2 separate regions of the Homo sapiens genome follow, and region 2 is linked to region 1. The links are chromatin loops, found by intact Hi-C in ENCODE. Cell type or tissue: prostate gland. All regions are shown on one strand.

The links. Peaks named below come from ENCODE experiments on the same cell type or tissue, not always from the same donor. Only the 100,000 strongest peaks of a DNase experiment are listed, where the experiment ranks them.
Region 2: it touches region 1 in a loop (2.9-fold over the local background); 14 of 110 quality-filtered maps call a loop at or near these places.

Annotation. Positions count from the first base shown.
Region 1 is chr3:47,008,380-47,010,879 of GRCh38, forward strand. It overlaps NBEAL2 (neurobeachin like 2), which reads left to right. Exons shown (of 54, transcript NM_015175.3): 51 at 1-62; 52 at 141-289; 53 at 610-745; 54 at 840-1,322. The coding sequence ends at 941. Among named protein-coding and RNA genes, the nearest start is that of NBEAL2, 30 kb to the left of the region's middle. RefSeq lists a silencer at 741-1,250 and enhancers at 880-1,677, 1,678-2,474. In prostate gland, no CTCF peak of the experiment used is centred here; DNase peaks (open chromatin) are centred at 1,132 and 1,465; H3K4me3 peaks cover 1,357 bases; H3K27ac peaks cover 1,683 bases.
Region 2 is chr3:46,865,614-46,868,113 of GRCh38, forward strand. It overlaps a transcript of MYL3 not described here. Among named protein-coding and RNA genes, the nearest start is that of MYL3, 3.4 kb to the left of the region's middle. In prostate gland, a CTCF peak has its summit at 1,302 (motif pointing right); DNase peaks (open chromatin) are centred at 1,298 and 2,078; H3K27ac peaks cover 564 bases.

The DNA.
Region 1 (2,500 bases):
CATTGGGGTCCGAAGGCCAGATTGTGGTACAGAGCTCAGCGTGGGAACGTCCTGGGGCCCAGGTATGGGGAAGGGGTGCCCAGCAAAGATGGAGGGGCAGTTGGGATCCTGTCCTTGCTGACACTCCCTGCTTCCTCCAGGTCACCTACTCCTTGCACCTGTATTCAGTCAATGGGAAGTTGCGGGCTTCACTGCCCCTGGCAGAGCAGCCTACAGCCCTGACGGTGACAGAGGACTTTGTGTTGCTGGGCACCGCCCAGTGCGCCCTGCACATCCTCCAACTAAACACGTAAGCCCCCCATTTATGGGTTCATGGCCCCTGAAGGTGGTGGTCATTGGTGTAGGATAAAGGCCCTAGGAACCCACACACCATACATGTTTGTGGGCACATATTTCAAGGTTTGTTACCTGTCCCTTCATCTTCCCATGGGGAGGTCTTGCCCTGGGCCTCCGCTTAGCCACAGTTGTGGGAGATTTCTTTGTGTATAAGAATTTCAATTTAACCATCCTTAAAATGAGGACAGAGAGGGTATATGGGATAAGGGATATCTGCTGGTCGCAAAGCCCCCTTGCAGTCGCAAGTTGGTGTATATCCCCTCTCCCTTCCAGACTGCTCCCGGCCGCGCCTCCCTTGCCCATGAAGGTGGCCATCCGCAGCGTGGCCGTGACCAAGGAGCGCAGCCACGTGCTGGTGGGCCTGGAGGATGGCAAGCTCATCGTGGTGGTCGCGGGGCAGCCCTCTGAGGTGAGGATGGGGCGGGGGTGGGGAGGCCCCTCGAACGGGGCGGGGCGTGGCGCGGCGATCCCAGCTGATCCTACTCAACCCTTACGCCCACCAGGTGCGCAGCAGCCAGTTCGCGCGGAAGCTGTGGCGGTCCTCGCGGCGCATCTCCCAGGTGTCCTCGGGAGAGACGGAATACAACCCTACTGAGGCGCGCTGAACCTGGCCAGTCCGGCTGCTCGGGCCCCGCCCCCGGCAGGCCTGGCCCGGGAGGCCCCGCCCAGAAGTCGGCGGGAACACCCCGGGGTGGGCAGCCCAGGGGGGTGAGCGGGGCCCACCCTGCCCAGCTCAGGGATTGGCGGGCGATGTTACCCCCTCAGGGATTGGCGGGCGGAAGTCCCGCCCCTCGCCGGCTGAGGGGCCGCCCTGAGGGCCAGCACTGGCGTCTGCGGCCGCAGCAGCACTTTTTGCACAGTCTGGGGCGGGGTTCCCCGGCTTCCAAGTCGCTGTTTCGTCAAAGCACGAGGGCCGCCTGTGGCCTTAATTCCTAACGGCGGCCCCGGTTCTCCCTTCTCGGCAATAAACCAGGCCTAGTTTTGTAGCTGCTCCGTCTCCGAGTGTGCGTTCGCGCGCAGCGTCTCGGCCTGCCATGGCCACCGTCCCAGGGTCGCCGTCTGAGTCTGGCCTGGCTCGCGTTCCCCTGGCCCGTGACCCCCTCTGGGCCCACTCGCCCCCCCTCCGCGTGGCCGTCGCTGAACTGGGGCCTCAGTTTACCCGGCAGTGTAGCCCCTGCCCCACATCTCGCCCCGGCTTGTGGTTTCCCCACGATCTCTTCATGGGGTCGCCTTCGCACGCCATTCGTCCACAACCGCAACCCGGCCAGGCGCCCCGCAGGCGCGTTTGCATTCCTTCGCCGGGCAGGGGCGACAACACCCGAGGCCGCGCCCCTCCAGCTCGGCCCTGCCACCTCATTGTCTTGCCTACTTCTTGGGCCGCCCTGTGGCGCCGCTGTGGTCTCGGGGTTGGGGGTGGGGGGCCAGAACCACCCCAGAGAGTCCACGTTGTCTTCCCGGAGGGCTCGGTCCTGCCCTGCTGAGTGGATCCATCCTGGCGGCCACTGGTCATGAGGAGTTGGGGGCAGAGCCCTTGCTGAGCGGAGGGAGCCGGGGGCTGCCTCTCTGTCCCCCATCTCCAGACTCGCGATCCTGCGGGTGTTGTATGTGCTGGTGTCGGCGTGTGCGTGAGAAGTCAGGGGTAGTGTGGGTGTGCGGGGTGGTTGCATTGTGTGTGCGTATTCGTGGGCCTGGAGACAGGTGGGAGGCGGGAGGGGTTCCAGTCCCGCTGCTCAGAGTAGGCTGGGCGGAAGCCAGGCCTGTCTGCTGCTGCGTCCTGGTCACAGGCCCATCCACTATCCAGGATCCTGCAGGGCCCCTTAATGTAAGTGACACAAAGGTACACACCCATATGTGGCAAGGGCTACCAGGTCGCACCCACTTGGCCACAGCACTGGGTTGCTGATTTAGCCATACACATGGGCACATGGTGTGGGATAGATCGGTACCCAATATGTGGTGGTGGATACTGGGGAGCTGGAGGGCCTTCCCGGATGTCTCCTCCATTCCTTCTCCAGGCAAGCTCTCCTTAGTCTAGACGAGGAGCTTCTCTTCCCCAAACCTCAGGAAGTGGGTCCCAGCAGATTCAGCCCTATAGGATCCAGGTAGGACTGAGCGGTCCTATCCTTTGAGTCTCAGGCCCTCTCTGAATTTCTGGATGAAGCAG
Region 2 (2,500 bases), 140 kb before region 1:
CACCCCTTGGAAACCACCCAACGTTGGCCCAAATGGGGGTAAGCCAGTGACAAGAGCATCCTGGGCCTCAGTGTCCAGGTCTGTGATCTGGGATGGGCAGGCTCATGCAGCCAGCCAGAGCCACATAGTGCCACCTTCCTCCACCTGTGTGTGGCAGAGTCAAGGCAGTGGCTTGGGCCCCTCCTGTCACACACAGGGCAAACGTGGTCCTGCAGCAGGGACAGGGTGCACAGAGCCATCCTCACTCCCTCATCAGGACCCAGATGAAGGCTAGGGCCAGGATGGTGACTGCCTGAGCTCTGATTCTGGGCATGTCCCTGCTGGCTTGGGAACAACAGTGCCCCAGGACTCACCCACAGGCCCACCCTCAAACCTATAACAACTGCCTAGCCCCCAGTAGGCACTCTTCAGGACCAGCCAGAGCCCTCCCAGGCACACCGAGACCAGGAGCAAGGCATGGGGTGAACAGGAGGCAGGAAGGTGGGCAGGGAGTTGGGGGTGGAGGGAGGGAGGGTGGGCAGCAGTTGGCGGTAAGAACAGGCCACACCATGCCTGGCACTTCCCTCTCTCTCCCACATCCCAACCTGAGCTTTGTGCCCTTCAGGAGTCAGCCTAGCAGGCAGGATCTGGGCAGGGCCTCGGGGGCCTGGAGAGCCAGGGCTGGGGGTCTGGGTCCTACTGCTTCAGCTCCCAAAGCTCTGATGTCTGAGCTGCAGCCCAGTGTGCTGCAGGCTGGCACACGCCATGTCCCAGAGCCCTCTCAGGCAGCCACTTACCTCTCCCTTCCCCCAGCCAAGGAGAATGCGGGGAAGATATGGGCCCTGACTTCTGAGGAGCCTGTGGACTAAGGCAGGAAAGCCCGGCCACGCCGGCCTTCTTCTGGGCTCTTGTTACCTGGCGTCTTCCGTGTGTCCGCCTTCCTATGAATGTCAGCCATCACAGGAGGGAGGAATGTTCTGCTCTTCCACAGCTACATTTTCCCAGGACCTGGTACACCACAGGCATTCAATAAATGCTGGATGAACAAATGTTCCAAATATCTCAGTTTACCCACCTCTCACAGAGGTACTGGAACCCCTTGCTAAACCCTGTCCTGGAGTGGGCCCGGAGAGATGGGGAGATTTGCCAACTGACTGACAGGAGCTCTGGCGGTGCAGAGGGCACTCTGGGACAGTAGTGCGGCCAGCAGCTGCCTCCAAGCCCACCCACCACTTCCCCATGCCCACCCCAATTCAGGCGTGCTCTTCACAGACTAAAGAGGTGAGGGTGACCCCTGTGGTACAGGCAGTGACTGGACCACGATCAGCCAGCAGGGGGCGCAGAAGGGATGGGAACCGACCTTTGGTTCCTGAACTCAAACCCCAGAACCCAGAATCCCAACCCAGACCCCAGATCAGGAAACCGGAACCCCAAGCTCAGACCCCAGACTCAGGTCTCACAATTTGAGTGCCAAACTCAGAACCCAGAACCCAGATTCCAGGACTAGACCCCACTGTGGAGACCTAGACCCAGATCCTGGCACCCAAACCCTGACCAAAGACTCCAAGACCCAGGATGGTAAACCCGGACCTTCAACCCAGACTCCGGACCCCAGACCCCAGACACAGGAACCAGGATTCTAAACCCAGACCCCAGATCCAGGACTCAAGCCCCAGGACTCTAAACCCAGACTTCCAGGACTGCAAACCCAAACCCCAGACCCAGGACCCAGGACAAGGGCTGACGGATTTCCAGATCAGCGTGGCCCTGTGTGGACAAGGCCAGTGGGAAGGGGCACCGGGGGGTCACACTCTTGGCAACAGCGGGGGTAGCTGCTTGGCAGACCTCCCTGGTAGCGTTCAGAAGGGCATGAAGAATGTCCATCATCCTGTCAGAGCCAATTTGGGGAGCTCAGACTATGGTTGCCACGTGGAGGGTGGGCAGAAGGAGGTAAGGGCCAGCTGTCCCCTGGGCCTAAGAGCCAGAGGCAGGGAAACAGGGTCGGGCTCCCCACGTGCCCTTGTCCCCTGGGCCGCAGTCTCCGCAGGCAGCCATGGCCCGCCCTGGCCTGCCGGTCCCGCCCCTCCTGGCCCACAGCCTCTGGGCTGGGACGCAGGCCCACACTTCCCGGAGGAGTCGAGAACACGGCCTGGGCCAGACCCAGAGCCTTAGAAGTAGGTCAAATGTTGCCGCGCAGCAGGTCCTGGGGACCCTGTCCTGGTGTGGGCAGGCCCGTAGGCTGCAGCTCACTTACCAGGGCCCACTTGTGTGTCCACATAGATGTGAACCCACCGCTACACACTGGACACCCATGAACACAGACCCCACGCGGGGCCCCTAGGTCCCTGTCCAGTTGCACAGATGGGGAGACCGTGGCCCCAAGGAGGCAAGAGCTGCCCAGCAATTCTGACTAGAGATGGCACGAGGCAGGTACAAGGACCAGCAGAAGGAGATAAATTTCTACACCATCCCATGGCCCTGGAGCCTCAGATGAAAGTCTGACTCCTAGGAGGACTTCCCA